2 separate regions of the Homo sapiens genome follow, and region 2 is linked to region 1. Evidence: read pairs that join two places in POLR2A ChIA-PET (ENCODE). Cell type or tissue: CD4-positive, alpha-beta T cell. All regions are shown on one strand. Links, peaks and the distances in the headings refer to the core of each region. The heading gives the core; the rest is flanking DNA. Region 1 overlaps LOC107985922 (a long non-coding RNA gene). Region 2 overlaps MGAT4A (alpha-1,3-mannosyl-glycoprotein 4-beta-N-acetylglucosaminyltransferase A).

The links. ChIA-PET counts read pairs that join two places held together with the same protein. Peaks named below come from ENCODE experiments on the same cell type or tissue, not always from the same donor. Only the 100,000 strongest peaks of a DNase experiment are listed, where the experiment ranks them.
Region 2: POLR2A ChIA-PET joins it to region 1 with 5 read pairs; 12 of 35 experiments call an interaction of 5 or more read pairs at or near these places.

The regions. Positions count from the first base shown.
Region 1 is chr2:98,733,058-98,741,902 of GRCh38, forward strand. The region is part of intron 1 of LOC107985922 (a long non-coding RNA gene); the gene reads left to right. Among named protein-coding and RNA genes, the nearest start is that of MGAT4A, 6.3 kb to the left of the region's middle. In CD4-positive, alpha-beta T cell, for the core only: no CTCF peak of the experiment used is centred there; a DNase peak (open chromatin) is centred at 1,314; H3K4me3 peaks cover 711 bases; H3K27ac peaks cover 1,737 bases.
Region 2 is chr2:98,670,626-98,679,470 of GRCh38, forward strand. MGAT4A (alpha-1,3-mannosyl-glycoprotein 4-beta-N-acetylglucosaminyltransferase A) reads right to left here. Exons shown (of 16, transcript NM_012214.3): 3 at 7,679-7,846; 4 at 4,410-4,550. Among named protein-coding and RNA genes, the nearest start is that of MGAT4A, 56 kb to the right of the region's middle. In CD4-positive, alpha-beta T cell, for the core only: no CTCF peak of the experiment used is centred there; no DNase peak of the experiment used is centred there.

The DNA.
Region 1 (8,845 bases), core at 262-2,761:
AAGCTGGCAATTTGATTCATGACCAGATGTAAACAGAGGTAAAGACTGAGACCATTCCAAGGTAAAGCTTTTAATACATTGTTGGATATATCCTGCCTAAAATATCTCCTAGGAATAGATGATTCTAGGCTTTGCTATTACAGTGCTCTTAATGACAGACAAGCAAACTACTTCTTGCAGAGGAAGAAAGTCCTGCCATTTGATAACATCATGGAGAATGCCCCCAAGCCATTTTCATGAATTACCCAAAAGACCAAATGGAACAGGAGCTATTATCCCTATTTTATTCACGAAGAAACTGAGGCCCTGAGAAATTAAGACATTTGACAGATACAAACAGTAATTTAGGCAATTAGTAAATGTTTGAATCAGAGTTCAAATCCAGGTCTGTTTGATTCCAGAGCCCCTACATCACCCCTCCAGACTATCTCTCTGCTCACATCTTCAGCAAGTTACAAAATTTTGTTGAGTGGATGAATATTTTTACATATATTTCCCAGCTGGGCACAGTGGCTCATGCCCATAATCCCAGCACTTTGGGAGGCAGAGGTAGGAGGATTGCTTGAGCCCAGGAGTTCGAGACCGGCCGGGGAAACAGAGAGAGACCCATGTCTTTAAAAAAATAAAAATTAAAAATTAGCCTGGTGTGCATGCATCAGTAGTCCCAGCTACTGGGAAGGCTGAGGCATGAGGATCATTTGAGCCCAGGAGTTCCAGGCTGCAATGAAATATGATCATGCCACTGCACTACAGCCTGGGTGACAGAGTGAGACCCTGTCTCTCTCTCTCTCTCTCTCTCTCTCTCTCTCTCTCTCTCTCTCTCAAAAGAAAGAAAAAAAAAAGCCAGGTGTGGTGGCTCACTCCTGTAATCCCAGCACTTTGGGAGGCTGAGGCGGGCAGATCACCTGAGGTTCAGGAGTTCAAGACCAGTCTGACCAACAGTGTGAAACCCTGTCTCTATTAAAAATACAAAAATTAGCTGGGCATGGTTGTGCGTGCCTATAATCCCAGCTACTTGGGAGGCTGAGGCAGGAGAATCGCTTGAACTCAGGAGGCAGAGGTCACAGTGAGCCAAGATCGCGCCATTGCACTCCAGCCTGGGCAACAAGAGTGAAACTCCATCAAAAAAAAAAAAAAGATGTTTCTCTTCACCTTCTCCAGTTTTTTCTCTTAGTGAAGGAAGGAAATGAAAGCATTTACAGACATTCTATAAGCAGAGGCATATGTCAGAGGAGAAAGGAATAGGGGGAAGGACAAACTTCAGTTATAGACTCCACCGGCTTATTCAGATAAAAAGCGGAATTTCCCCTGCACTCTGGGTAGTGGAGGAAGCACAGCAGAAGACAAAAAGTGTACAGGAAAAACACAACTGCTTTCACTTGGAGGCTTTTTTGATACTTCGTTGCTGCTTCAACTGGCAGCAGAAGGGCAGGTTTTGGAAAATAGGGTTACACTTATCTCAAACCATATACATTGTAGCTCAGGAAAGTCTGGATTTCAGTGAGTTGTCCCAAGAAACTGGAATGCCATAGAATATATTATTCCAAGGTATAGGGTATAATTGGTTGATGATTCATGTTAACTTAGCAGAGTTTATGATCCTGGATTTTCCAACTAAGTCCATAGTATCTGTTAATAATCAAAGACAATCCATCCAAACCCCACTGAATCCCATTCCATATCTTTTTCTCTTTTTAATATTGTTGATGATGATTCTCCTCCTCTATCACTTCCTTTTTATTTATTCTCTACTTCTACAGTTTCTGTTTCTGCCTTTATTTCTCAGTGGAATTGTACCCAAGAGGTTCTGCCAGAACTTTACCATTTATTTTGTAGTCTGTCCCCAACAAAGCTTCTATGTTGAGGCTGTTTTCCTTTCCACACACATTTTTGCTGTTCCACAAACTTTTTCTGAGTGCCTATGATTACAGAGGCAGCTGTTATCTAACCACAAAGTGCTCACAGTAGAAGAAATGGGTAAGTAATTAAACCATAGTACAATGCTACAAACGCACAGTTCTGGGACAGCCGATAGGATTAAGCCATCTGGGGGCAAGGAAGCCTTCCTGGAAGTGATATCTGAGCTAAAAGCAGAGTACACACAGGGAGTGAATCTTTTCCTTTTATCTCTTTGATGGTAAATGGCTGTTGGTGGGGCCATGCCTATAGCAGTCAGCTTCTAAGAATTCAAGCACATAATCTCTAGTTTTCTTTTCTACCCCAGCCCCCTCCATGCATTAACAATCAAGCTTGCATTATTTATGAATATTTATAAAGATTGTGTTTTCTGGCTTCTTGGCTACTAGCTCTAGTGAGATTCTTTCCCCGACCCAGTGTAAAGCCTGCTAGAGGAATCACATCAGGAGGTTCTCCCTGGCTTTTTATTTTATTTTTATTTTATTTTATTTTATTTTATTTTATTTTATTTTATTTTATCTTATTTTATTTTATTTTGAGATGGAGTTTTGCTCCTGTTGCCCAGGCTGGAGTGCAATGGCGCAGTCTTGGCTCACCGCAACCTCTGCCTCCCGGGTTCAAGTGATTCTCCTGCCTCAGCCTCCCAAATAGTTGGGATTGCAGGCATGTGCCACCATGTCCAGCTAATTTTGTATTTTTAGTAGAGATGGGGTTTCTCCATGTTGGTCAGGCTGGTTTCAAACTCCCGACCTCAGGTGATCTGCCCACCTCGGCCTCCCAAAGTGCTGGGATTATGGGTGTGAGCCACCGCGCTCGGACCTCCCTGGCTTTTTTAAATGTATATGCACAAACGGTAGGAGACCTCTCCATTGTAATTGATCAACAGTGCACTCAATCACTTTCATCCAGAAACTAGATAAACTGGGACCAAGGTGAACAGTGTAGAGTCTATTAACTCTTTGTTAGATGCAGAGTGTTTCAGACACAGCATACAAACTATTTCTGTTGTATAATCAGACAGGGCACGGGAGGCCCAAGAAATTAAGGAGAGAAAATTCAAACAGAACCAACCACTGTGTATATTCAACTCTAGGTGGATGTTAAGTTTCATCCAGATGAAAGACCTTAGATTTCTAACAGAACTGAATTATTATTTTTTTATTTTTATTTTTTGAGACAGGGTTTCACACCCATCACCCAGGCTGGAGTGCAGTGGTGTGATTTCAGCTCACTGCAAGCTCCATGTCCCAGGCTCAGTGATTCTCTTGCCTCAGCCTCCCAAGTAGCTGGGACTACAGGCACACACCACCATGCTTGGCTAACTTTTGTATTTTTTGTAAAGACAGGGTTTTGTCATGTTGCCCAGGCTGGTCTTGAACTCCTGAGTTCAGGTGATATGCCCACCTTGGCCTCCCAAAGTGCTGAGATTACAGGTGTGAGCCACTGTGCCCAGCAAAATTATTCTTATTTTTAAATTTTTATTCTTCCCCCCACACCTTTGCCCAAAGAGAGAACCCTTGAAAGATGCCTTTTCTATTTCACTTTCATACCACTGGGGAAGATGTTATCTATCAAGTGACTCATACAAATGTCAGGTTGTGTGGCTACACAATTATGAAATTGTAAGTGTTTACCATGCTTAAGTGTTGTGGCTGTTGGTATTTACATAATGTACACAAGGCATTCCTAAAATTTTTACAGAAAACTCTAGAGAATCCAACCTGTCTTAGTGGGGGACAGGCTACCCTGCATGCATTGTTAGAACAAACAACAATGCTGAGTGGCAGCAAAAGTCTCTGTCAAGATGGTTTAGAAAGCTTGAAGGGATCACCCCTCCCTTGTAAGGGATGTAGCCGCATCGTTCAAGCTGACTCACTTATTTTCATTATATTCAATGTATACTCAGAAGACACAGTGGAAGAGAATTGTGTGCCAGACAATTACAGAGCTTTGGAGATTTTTTTCTTTTCTTTTTCTTCTTTTATAAATTTGGTACTTGTAAAAGTTACTGGATGAACAGCCCTGTATCTGAAATCTGCCCATGCATAAAACCAATTCAAGCAATTCAACTGTGCTACTCTATCAGTACCTTTCAAAGAGAATAAAAATCTTTGTTCACATCAAACATCCAGTACCCTGACTGCCAATTGTTGGAGTTATGGGTATCTGGAAAACAGAGTCTATGCTACCTTGTCATGGCCTCGGATGTTTCTTTATCCTCTTTTAGGGCAACTGACCATATCCCTACAAGTAGGTGTTTGTGAAAGCCAGAGTCCAGTCAAGAAAAAAAGGTGGAGGGGGCCAGGCATGGTGGCCCATGCGTGTAATCCCAGCACTTTGGGAGACCAAGGCAGGCAGGTCAGTTGAGGTCAGGAGTTCAAGAACAGCCTGGCCAACATGGTGAAACCCCACCTCTACTAAAAGTACATAATTAACTGGGCATGGTGGCACGCGCGTGTAATCCCAGCTACTCAGGAGGCTGAGTCAAGAGAATCGTTTGAACCCAGGAGGCGGAGGTTGCAGTGAGCCAAGATTGCACCATTGCACCCCAGCCTGGCAACAAGAGCGAAACTCCATCTCAAAAAAACAAAAAGCATATTAGGCATCATTTCAAGCCAAACCAGAAGCTGGTCCTGGAAACATGAGGGAATGGAGAACTATAAGCCTCTCAGATCTTTCAGGTCAAGTGGGATTTATACGGATTCTAGAAAACACCTCTCTTATTTACATTGTTCTTAAAAGAGACCATTCACGTGTCTCATGGCAGCCATCAGGACAGTATCACTGGTAAAGAGAGACTACTCTATCAGTGCCTCTGTGTTGAGCTCTCATCACGTGATCAGCTGTCTGAAAGACAGAAGTGTAAAATGTGGTCTTGGCCTTCAAGGAGTTTACAGTCTGGTTGGAGGAAAACCCAAGACCCGCCTCTTCTCATGCCTGCTCGCCTCTAACCTCTGGCCCTCAAGCTGAGCCATTCCCCCTTCTATGCTGTGACACACACAGCTGCCTCTGGCAGACTCACTCCCATGTCCATCCCACTGCCTCCTTGGCTAACTAGCATCCTTCAAGACTCAGCTGGAAGCCACCTGCCTAGGAAGCCTCCCCTTACCCACATGCCTGGGAAAGACACCGGCTGCAATCTGTCCCTACTCCTATCAGAGCATGTAGCCTCACTCTGAGTTTCCAAGCTGGTTTGCCACACGTAGGTTAGAGGAAGGCAAGCCTGAGAGTTTCTCAGCCTTTGGAGTGTCTGGGTGCTGGGTGGGACCTGGAGCCAGCTACAAGCAGCCCAAGGTGCCATGATAAATATTTTCATTTTCTCTGTGTTTTATTAAGTGAAAAAGGCTTGGCAGCACCACTATCATCTGCTAATGTATTTGCCTCATTCACCCAGCTCTTGAGGGCAGAGACTGTCTTAGTCATCAATATGTCCCAGGCACCTGTTCATTGACAGAATGGAGGAGGACTTTGTGGGAGAGAACAGACTTGATCTGAACCTTGAAGAACAGATGTCGGATTTGGACCTGTGCAGAGAAAAAGGAAATACACATGATAAGAGAAGGAGCACACCTGCAAGGTCACAAAGAGGGTGGTACACACTCAGTGTTCCTGGCACCTGGGCAGGATAGGCTGGCCAAGATGGACGGTGTGAACAGAGGCATCATGGGAAATGTGTCATGCCATGGAAGCTGTGCAGGAGGGTTCGCACCTCAGGCTTGGGTAAGAAGAAAGCACTGAAAATTTCCGAAGAGAGAAGCAACATTATAACAAAAATATTTCAAGATGAGTCTGAAAAAAGGACAAATTGAGCAGAGGAAGTCTGATGTCACTGACACCAACTAGGGAGTTGCTGTGTAATATTTTCACCTGAGTGAAAAAAAAATGGATCTTGTGATCATCAAAAAAAATACTTATTGATGGGCCAGGCATGGTGGCTTACACCTGTAATCCCAGCAGTTTGGGAGGCCGAGGCAGGTGAATCACCTGAGGTCAGGAGTTCAAGACCAACCTGGCCAACATGGTGAAACCCTGTCTCTACAAAAATATAAAAATTAGCTGGGCATGATGGCAGGTGCCTGTAATCCCAGCTGCTCAGGAGGCTTAGGCAGGAGAATCACTTGAACCCAAGAGGCAGAGGTTGCAGTGAGCTAAGATTGTGCCCTTTTACTCCAACCTGGGTGACAGAGAGAGACTCCACCTCAAAAAAAAAATTACTGAGCTGCAACAATATGTCCAGTCTACATACCTCTACTACAGACCCTTAGTAAATATTTGCTCATTGCCTTGGTTTTGCTTCCTATCTGAAACTGTACATTGGTATAGGATTAAATTCACAAGGCTTAAGACAGGATAAAGGAGAGCAGGGAAAGAGAGCTGTCTTCAGTACATGACCAAATGTACTAATATTAGTGTCTCAGAGGCAATTGAAAATGCCATATTGCTTCAGAAATGAACTGTAGTAAAAACTAAGGTGTCTCTTTACAGAAAAGAATCTTCTGGAATTCTGAAGCCTCCATTCAATAGACTTGTTCAAGTCGGCATCTACATAAGGGAAGCATCTGTCTGGGAAGAGAGAGACAGCATAAGAAATCAACAATGCCTTCCAAAAATAAAATATTCATTCATGGAAGCATCAATAACATATTCCAAGATAATTTCCGCAAAGTGCACTGTAACACTGTAAACATAATTTTAACAAATTCTTTTTCTTTTTCTTTTTCTTTTTTTGAGACAGGGTCTTGCTCAGTCACCCAGGCTGGAGTGTAGTGGCACAATCGGGGCTCAGTGCAACCTCAACTTCTCGGGCTCAAGCGATCTTCCTGCCCCGCCAAGGAGCTGAGACTACAGATGTTTGCCACCATACCTGGCTAATTTTTATTTTACATTTTAGTAGTGACAAGGTTTCACCATGTTGCCCAAGCTGGTCTCAAATTCCTGAGTGCAAGCAACCCATCCGCCTCAGCCTCCCAAAGTGCTGAAATTGCAGGCATGAGCTACTGTGCCCGGCCTAAAAAATTCCTTAAAAACTTTTTGCCAGCAATTTGTTTTGTGTACTTAACAAATGCTTATTCAAGGTACATGTTATGAAAATGAGTTGCCTCTGGTTCTGTATGGAATGGGTTGGAAGAGCAACATTCGTATCTTATCCTGGAGATGAGGGGGATGTCAGCAGGTCCTTCCCAGGTGAGGGAGCAAGAGAACAAGGTTAAGAGAGGTGCAGGAAACCTGAACACACAGTTGAGTTACGACCGAGAGCCCTCACTCTAGAGGAACTCAAGTCTTGAGCCAGTAGCACTCCCATTCCTTCTCCTCTGGGCCCCTAGGATGGCTCATAGCCTTGGGCCATCTTCCAGCCAGCCCGTAGGCTTTCCTCAGCGTTGACTTCCTCCACCAGTTGAACAGTTGCTGTATCACTGAGAACCTTTGTCCTGTTGGTTTTCTTCATGACTCCATATTAGCTGAAGCTTTTGCACACAAGACAAGCACATTTATTGAGCATCATTTTCCTAATATTAACTGAATTATGCACAAACAGGCAATCAGAAGTTTGATTCACACAAATGTGATGCTAGCACAAAGAGGGCTAGCTGGAACACAGGGCCCTAGCACTTGGGCCCTGCCCCACAGGGATGATTTCAGGGACTGAGACCAAAAGAACTGTTCAAATGTCTTCTTGGAAGGCCTTTTACACAGAGGCATGCAGTCTCATTCAGTGCCAAGGTAGAAACAGAAACGCAGAGGATGGAGCAGGCAGAAGCTGAGAGTAAACCAAGAGGAAGCCAAAAGGCAGAGAGGAAAGTAGAGGGAGAATGCGTGAGTCAGTGAAAGAGCAGAAGTGGCAGAGACGGAGAAGCCAACTGAGGGGCTGAGGCACCAGGGAGGCAGTTTCTGTGGGACAGTGGGAGAGTCCATTACTGGTGGGAAGGACGGATGGACTGGAATTCAGCCATGAGGCTGCAGGACCTTCCTGCTTGGATTCCTGCTCGTCTGGACTTACCATCATAAAACACTGTGGATAGGACAGAGCAGAGGGGCCAGGGAGTTGAGGAGGAGTGTCAAGTCCTCAAAACAGGACTCAATTTTTGTGAAGGACTGTGAGGACTTAACAATATCACATATGTGAATTCAAATGCAAACAATCAAACATTCTGGAATAAAAGACATACACATGCTTTTCAGATTATCCATGGTTTATGTTATGGGCTCCTTTATTCCTTCTCCTGTCACTCTGAGTTGAAGAAAGTAGTAGGTAATTATACTTGTTTTCATTTAAGAGAACTGGGCATGGATGGAAGGTGCAGAAGAAACAAATTTCCAGATCTCATTAAGGCAGCCACAGATCCAGTAAGGATAAATGTGTGACTGACTTTTCCATACAGATTCTAAAACCATCATGTAGAGGACAAAAGTGATTTGCTTCTAATAATCACGATTCTAATTTTTCTGTTCCATTTATTTTACCAAAAGCCAAAATACTACCAAATGACCAAAATCACACAGATAAATCCTCTTTAATTTCAGTATTCGCTGGTACCACCTGTGTGATACTATTTTTTAATCATTTTTCTAATTTTCTAACCTGAATCCTATCTCACTAGCCACATTTATGTTGCCATTCAGCAATAACAGAGAAGGTGATATTCAGAAGTATTAAAGAGTTGGACTCTGAAGCTTCCAGCAAGATGTGAATTTGCCATCATGGGCTTGTAATGAAAAAATATATAAAAGCTGCCCCCCAGCTAATGGGAAAATAAATTGGAATTGTATTGGGAAAGTACCCAAAAGAACTGTCCTTAAATGAGAATTGGGTTTTTATTAGAAAAATCTGATAACAGTAAAAAAACAACATTAGCTCCCCCCATCATCTAGTGGTCTTCATGTGTTACTGTTTCATCGCCCTCGTATAAAAGGACATTCCACTCGAGTA
Region 2 (8,845 bases), core at 2,997-5,496, 60 kb before region 1:
CATGTTTCCTTATGGTTTCACTTTAGTCATTTATTCCTCATTGCTTTCCTTATATCTCATGACAGTTTTTTTTCTTCCACTGCCTAGTTGCCCTTTCTCTGTCTCTGTCTTCCTTGTGTTCATCTTCCTCTTTCCCTGGAAATTAACTGCTGGAAAACCTTCAAGTCTCAGTCCTAGGCCCTAGGAGATCTCATCCATTTCTGCGTCTTCAACCACTTATTCTCAAACAATGACTCATAAAATTAAATCTAACTCAGATCTCTCCTTTGAGTCCCAGATCTAAATATCCAACTGCCTACTCCAACATCTCCACTGTGATATCTCAAAATCACCTCCAAATTATCATATTCAAATTTAATCTATAAACCTCTCTTGCAAACCAATGATGCAAAACAGTGTCTATTGTCCCCTATCTCACTGAATGGCCCACCATGCATCCAGTCACTCAATCCAGAAACCCTGGGTTCATTCCTGACCACTCCTCTACCTCAGTCCACAAATCCAGAACATGACTATGTCCTCCCTGATACATTCTCATATGTTCCAAACAACTCTAGGTCCATCTTCTTCTTCCCATCTCTACAACTACCACTGCTACCTCGTCCAAGTTCCAAGTTGACCCTCTCTCCAGTGGATCACTGAAACGGCCTATCTGGTTTTTCATTATCTATTCCTCTTCCCACATCCTCAACCATTCTTCCCATTGCAGCAAATGTGATCTCTGTAAAATTTAAATCTTATCAAGTCATTCTTAATAAGTCCTGTTGAAAACCCTTCAATGGCTTCCTACCGCTCTTAGGATAGAAACCAAAATCCCATAAATGGTCTAGGAGGCCCTACATGGTCTGGCCTCAACTTACATCTCTAGCCTCATCTTGTTCCACACACTTCCTCACTCTACACGTAAACTACAGTGACCTTCTTTCATTTTCTAGAACATTCCACACTCCCTTCCACCACAGGACTTTTGTGGTGCTCTTTCCGTCTTCTGGAATATTCTTTTTTTCCCCATTGTGATGGAGAGAATAATAGTCGCCCAAAGATGTCCATGCCGTAATTCCTGGAGCCTCTGAATATGTTACCTTACATGGCAAAAGGGACTTTGCAGATGTGATTAAAGTTCTTGAGATGGGGTGATTATTCTGGATTAGCTAGTGGGCCCAATATAATCACAAGCGTCTTTATGAAAGGAAGGAGGGAGGGTCAGAGTGAAAGAAAGAGATGGAACAACAGAATCAAGAGGGTCATGGTCAGAGAGATTTGAAGATACTGTACTTTGACGATGAAGGAAGAGGCCACAAAGTAATGTGGAAAAGGCAAAAAAAAAAAAAAAAAAAAAAAAAAAGGATCCTCCCCTAGAGATTCCAGAAGGAACACACCCCTCTTGACAACCTGGTGTTAGGACTTCTGCCTTCCCAAACTGTAAGATGAGAAATCTGTGTTGTGGTTTAAACACAGTGAGTTTGTGGCAATTTGTTACAACAGCAATAGAACACCAACACACCCATCTTCACCAGTAAATGATAGATTCTACCAGCCTCAGGCCAAACGTAATTTCTCAGAGTTCCTTAAACTCCCTAATTAGGCCAAAAGTCCCTCTTACACATTCTCAAAGCATCCTTTACATCGGTAATTAAAGTTATAATTATACAGTTGTTTGTATAATTGACTATGTGACTAATACGTGTTTTCTTTACTGGGCTGAAGCTCCACAAGACTCGGAACCACATCTAATTTTGTGTACCAAAGTATCTGGCAAGGTGCCTGGCCCATAGCAATTGCTCATGGACTTTCATTGCAGCAAATACTTCAAGAATTATCTGTTATCCTCTACGAAGCAGTTGTGCCGTTTTGGTAGATAACCCAATGAGAGTCTTTGCTCAGCCCTCTTGCTCTACCCTGAATGGGCCCTTTAACCTGAAAACCTGAAGGTTTCTTCAACTCAAAGAAATTTACTTCTATAAGCTGGTAATTCCCTCTTTTCACTCTCTTTGTTCACTCCTTCTGAAATGACTACCAGATGAACATTAAAACTTTTGTCTACTTCCATTCTTTATGCGTTTATGCTGCATTCTGGAAGAAATACACAGCTCGGTCTTTCTGATCACTAATTTGATCTTTAGCTATGTCTAGCTAAAATTCCATATCAGTCCCTCGATGTAGGATTTTTAAATATAATCATTGAAATCATAAGCACAAAAATTTCTAACGGATCCTTTGATAATGGTCAGTTATTGTGTTATGGGCAAGTTCTCCTCCCTCATTTCTAAAAATATGTTGATGCTTTATTTTTAAATCATATTCAGTTTGTTCTGCAAACTCAATTTTCTTTAGTATTAAGTCATTCGTGGTACTAATTTTCCTAAATTATTCAGCAACCCCTTGTTGCTGAAGTCGCCCTTGCACCTGCTTGTAGTCGCTGGGTTTGTTTGCCGCAGCCTGCCTTGGAGAATGTGGTGGAAGGATACAGATGTGGTGCTGGGTGGTGCGCCGACAGTTTTCTGTTCTGGGCATTGAGAATCCCAGCCGCTCCCCTGGGGTCAGCAGCCACCGGCAGCACTGTCCTTCCTCTTCAGCCTTACAATGGCTTAGCTATTCTAAGTGCTGTTCCCTAATTAATCAGCCTGACCACTGGAAAACAGAATTTTTAGCAAGAAGCTGTTTTTCTTTATCTAAGAAACAGAAGTTCTGAATATGAAGCCCTAGATAAGTTCTGGGGTTCCATAAAACCCCAGAAATTACAAATAAAATTATATTTTCTATGGGCATTTTCCAAAGTAGAGATTGACAGCTTTCCTAGAATATCCAAAAGGTCCTGTAACTAAAAATATTAAGAGCTTTTCCTAATGATTTAGGGAGGAAAATGTTTAACGTAAATATGGGTTATTTTTTCTACCAAGCTGTTTTTTCTACCTTTCAAAAATAGTAGCAGCTTTATAAGAATGTTAACTATTGGAAAGCTGGTTGACCAAGATTTTATTATATTTATAATGGATAAAGTCATGTAAACAAATGGGATGGAATACATAGCTTCAAAAGAAAGAGAATGTCACATTTACAAAATAAAAACCTATTAGAGACCTTGGACATTTTAAATGACTTTAAAAACACTTCTAATTTCTTTTCATTTGATACTCTTATGAATGAAGAAATAGTGTAAACAAACAAACCCACAACTACTTAAGACATCTTACCCAAAAAGTGACTATTAAAGGGAGAGATGATATCAGCTTCAAAAATAATTAACAATCAACATTCTAAAAAAAACAAAAAACAAAGTACCACACACACCTTGTTAGTCTCTGTATACCTGGCACCTGCAGAATGCCTGGCTTCAATAAATATTTTTTGAATCATTAGAGAAAGGAAAGATGGAGTTTGTCTCAACATGCTATTTTAAGAGTTTCCACCTCCTTAAGAAGGAAGGTAGTATATTATTTCAACTGATTAATGAAATAGAAAGACAGCAGAACTAAGACAAGATGAATGTAAAAGCTTACATTTATAGATCAATGAGAAGATGTGATCCCCCAAATAAGACAGCAAAATACTTAAGAATCCCATTGAATCAAAAGTAGACCCAGCTTTTCAAAAACACTAACCCAAAAATGAATCTTGATATCTATGAAGTTATCATTTCATCACTTGTTAAAAACTTACAGAAGAACAAAATAATATTCTGCCCTCTGCATTTTAAAATCTACAAAGAAAAGATTAACAAAGTCAAAACAGCGGAATCAAATGTATGAGTGGTAAACGGCTCTTGGGCTGCTTGCTCAAGCCCACTTCCACTCTGTGGAGTGTACTTTGGTTTCAATAAATCTGTCCTTACGTTGCTTCAAACAAACAAACAAAAAGAGTGGTAAATAGTTTCTATAAGGAAAACTGAAGAAGTTCTGTTGCCTCTGACAAGAAGAGAAAAATAAGCTATATATTATCTTTTGAATAAATTAGGAAAAAAGAAGCAAATCAAAGTATTTCTACTACTCCATAAAAAGTTACATAAAAGTTACTATCTACTTACACCTCTGTAGGAAAAGTGGGGCAGACATAAGAAAAACCTTTATGACATGACCAAAAGAGCTGTTAATTTTGAAATAAGATACAAGGCAAGTCATCTCTGTACTTCCCAAGTTTCTTAAACAGAAAAATGACAAAGGTGTCAACATTTGTCTGCCTGGGATGGGGCCTGAACTAGATTTCACATGATCCCTTTCAGCTGTATTACTTTGGTCTATGAAGGAAAATGTCCAATTCCTTTCAACATGGAGTTTAGAATGATCTGATGTGCACAGATAAAGAAAGAACTTTCATTTTTTGACCTCCCAGACTTCTGATGGTCAACATAATAGTCCAAAACACATTTAACAGCAGTAGTACAACTGCAGTAAGAAACAAAATAAACATACCTCCTGTTCTTCCGTTGCCAATCTGTACAGCAGGTTGAAGACTTCCTTCATTTTTCAATAAATGAGGCAAATGATAATAAATACTTGGCACTTGAAGAGATTTTTTGCTTGTTAACTCCTTTAACAGCTTTAGGGTATTATCTGAAACACAGAAGTATAATTAATATACAAGAATTACCTTACAGAAGTTGCTGATTTTATAAAACCAGCAGTAAAAATTAATAAGAACTAGAACTAAAGAATTTTCTTTCCTAGTTTCACACTCTGGTGAATGAGATCTCCATTTAAGATGAAAAGGACACTTTCAAAGCCAAAGTCTCACAGGTCATGATGTTGATAAAACTGGCTGAAGGAAACCAAAATGGCCAGCTAGAGGACCGTAAGAAGGTGGGATGCTAAGGGCTCACCTCTATAATGTATTAGAACTCAAGTTTGCCAAACAGACTCTAAATATACTGTTGGCTTATGAAAATGTAATAAATAATAAGTACATTAACCATCAATCACTTCCATTTTCTTTTTTTTTTTTTGTGACAGGGTCTTGCTCTGTAGCCCAGGCTGGTGTCCACTGGCACAATCACGGTTCACTGTCGCCTTGACCTCCCAGGCTCAAGAGATCCTCCCCACCTCAGCCTCCTGAGTACCTGGGACTGCAGGCACATGCTACCACATCAGCTAATTTAAAAAAAAAATTTTTTTTGTACAGACGGGAGTCTCACTATGTTGCCCAGGCTGGTCTCAAACTCCTGGCTCAAGCAATCCTCCTGTCTTGGCCTTCCAAAGTGCTGGGATTACAGGCATGAGCTATCATGCTCAACCATTCACTTTCTTTATGCATTACATGTTATCAAAATTTCACATGGAAGGAATTTTTTTTCTGAAAACTTCAAGTAAAATAATATAAACAGCACAAGTTGAGAATATCCAGTACAGATCACAACTTTCAAATAGTTTCATTTTTTTTCTCACTCCATTTTATACATAGGATGTTTCTGTTTTTATTAGAGGAACCAATGAATCATTTAATGATATGAAATAAAAACTTGGTAGTAGAAATAATATTGTTTTAAAATTTCATTAAATTTGAATTTAACCTTAGAAAAAAGCAAGCTAGCAGTAGGAATTTGTTACCTCAACTTCATTAAAAATATGAGAAGAACCAAAAATTCACGAAAGAAATGCAAATGACTGTCATATGTAAAATTAAAGTTTAATCTCATGCGTAAAGAAACAATTACAAATTATATCAATTTCTACCTATGAAATTAGCAGATTAAATATATTAAATATTGGTGATAACAAGATAAATGTTCCAACTATTCAAAACAGCAGCAAAAACCTTAAAACATTTCTGTCCTATTACTCAGTAATTTCCCTTTTAAGAATTTAGCTTCTATGCATTCAACAAATATTTAGTGATTATCTATTTTATTCCAGCAAATGTATCATTTGTTCAAAAATGAAGTCATCAAAACACAGATCCTATTTCTAAGAAGATCATAATCTAATGAAAATAACTTAAAGGTTACCAGAAATATGATTGCTTTATATACAAATATGTTCATCAGAGTTATAAACTAGGGGGGAAAAACAACCCAGAAAAACCCATTTGAATAACTGTAGAAAAAAATGTTTAATATATTGTGGTATATATAGCTGGCACATTCACAGCCACTAAAAATAATATTTTGAAGATTAATGACAAAGTTTTAAAATGCTCATAGTATAATTTCAAGAGTGAAAATCAGGCCATCATACACAATAACAATTTTGAAGAAAAACATTCACGGAAAAAATACTAGAAGGAAACAAAAAATGTTAGTAGAAATCACTTGGCATCAGGTTTATCGGTGATTTATTTTTTATCTACACTAGTCCATGAGTTTCAACATCAGGGTGACATAATGCAAAGTTTATCAGCAGGAGGAGAAGGAGCACGCAACTTTATAAATAAGGTGAGGCAGTGGATCTGGAGATGAGAGGAATTCATGTGTTTTTAAAACAGGTGAAGCTAAATGAAAAAGTATGCTAATCTAGAAAAATTATGCAAATTTAGAGGCAATCAATTAGATACATATGTCAATTTAATTATCAGATAAAGAAGAGCACAGAAAGAGAGATCACTTGCCCTCATCTTACTCTGACCAGGATTTCTCAGAGAAGAAACAGGCCAGATACTCCTAAAGTATCCACTAGGAAACTATGTATGTTCTGTATTATAAATAAGGTTTAAGAGCACGAATTGCTTCAAATAGCTCAAAGATTTCTCCAGAGTCCATCTGAAGTCCACACATAAGTCATCACAGAAACACATATACACGAAAAATTAAATTTTAATCTCATTTTGAATAATTTAATCTCATTTTCAAAAGATGCACATTCTTCACCAGTGCCAATGAAATTTATTCCACTGCAATTTAACTTTTTTTGTTTTTGAGATGGAGTCTCTCTCTGGAGTGCAGAACTGGAATGCAGTGGCAGGATCACAGCTCACTACAACCTCCGCCTCAAGAGTTCAAGCGATTCTCCTGCTTCAGCCTCCTAAGTAGCTGGCACTACAGGCGCACACCAACATGCCCGGCTAATTTTTGTATTTTTAGTAGGGATGAGGTTTCACCATGTTGGCCAGCCTGGTCTTGAACTCCTGACCACAAATGATCTGCCCGTCTCGGCCTCCCAAAGTGCTGGGATTATAGGTGTGAGCCAACACACCCAGCCAATTTAACTTAATATGACTCTCTTAAAATCAGATTTAGCAGGTAATAAATTTTTTTTTTTTTTTTTTTTTTGTAATTTACTAGAAAAGAAAGTTTTGTGTGGTGGTTTTTCTCTCTGAAAGGGCTGGCTTATAAACTATTCTACATGACTTTCAAAAAAAAATTCCACATGCCCCTTTGCAAATCTAATCTTTTTCAGCCGGGTGCAGTGGCTCACGCCTGTAATCTCAGCACTTTGGGAGGCTGAGGGGGTGGATCACGAGGTCAGGAGATCAAGACCATCCTGGCTAACATCGTGAAACCCCGTCTCTACTAATAATACAAAAAAATTAGCCAGGTGTGGTGGCGGGCGCCTGTAGTCCCAGCTATTCAGGAGGCTGAGGCAGAAGAATGGTGTGAACCCTGGAGGTGGAGCTGGCAGTGAGCCAAGATTGCGCCACTGCATTCCAGCCTGGGCTACAGAGTGAGACTCTGTCTCAAAGAAAAAAAAAAAAAAAAATATATATATATATATATAAAATCTTTTTATAATATAAAAAATACTGTTTGTACCTGAAAACTTATTCAACGCATCCTTACTTCCATTTGTTTCTGCTCCTACACGCTTGAACTGTTGCACAATCGTATTTAATTCAGAAGAGCGCTGTGAGATTCTGTGTTCAGCTATTCGAAGACGTTCTTTCAAAGCAAGGAATTCTCGTTGATAAGCAATCAGTTTTTCTAGAAGCAAAACCAAAACAGTTATAGTATATGTCTTAAAACAAATAAACAATATAATCTCAATGGAACTGTAAAATTACAAAGTTTAAAGTTGAGTTTTTCAGAAGAAAATATTCATTGATACAGAACTGAAAAAAAAAGGGTTCTGACTTGTTATATAACAAAGTTTATATGCTCTTATTATTTGTAAGAATGCTGTTAATGCCTATTATTATTATGCTCTTATTATTGGTAAAAATGTGAGCAGTCTCCAGCACTTCATATAATTAAAGATGGATAAAATGATAAAAGGTTTTAGAATAAACACTTTAAAGCATCATACTAAACAGCATCTGTCAAAGGGTACAAACAACTATAAAGACCATATTCACATCAACCAGATAGAGAGATGAGGCAAAAACTGATGGTAATTTATATAATAATATAATGAATATAACATATTTTATAGCATAATCATTAATTTCCATAGACCAAACTTTTCCTCTGAACTTCCTAGTCCTCAAAGATTTCCCTAGGCTAGACTTTGGTCAAAGCCCTGATCCCTAAAAACCCAGTGAGTGGCCAGGCGTGGTGGCTCACACGTGTAATCCCAGCACTCTAGGAGGCCAAGGTGGAGGATGGCTTGAGCCCAGGAGTTCAAGACCAGCCTAGATGGCCGGGTGCGGTGGCTCACGCCTGTAATCCCAGCACTTTGGGAGGCCGAGGTGGGCGGATCACGAGGTCAGGAGATCGAGACCATCCTGGCTAACACGGTGAAACCCTGTCTCTACTAAAAATACAAAAAATTAGCCAGGAGCGGTGGTGGGCGCCTGTAGTCCCAGCTACTCGGGAGGCTGAGGCAGGAGAATGGCATGAACCCAGGAGGCGGAGCTTGCAGTGAGCTGAGATCGCGCCACTGCACTCCAGCCTGGGCGACAGAGCAAGACTCCGTCTCAAAAAAAAAAAAAAAAAAAAAAAAGAGACCAGCCTAGGCAACACAGTAAGACCCCATCTCTATAA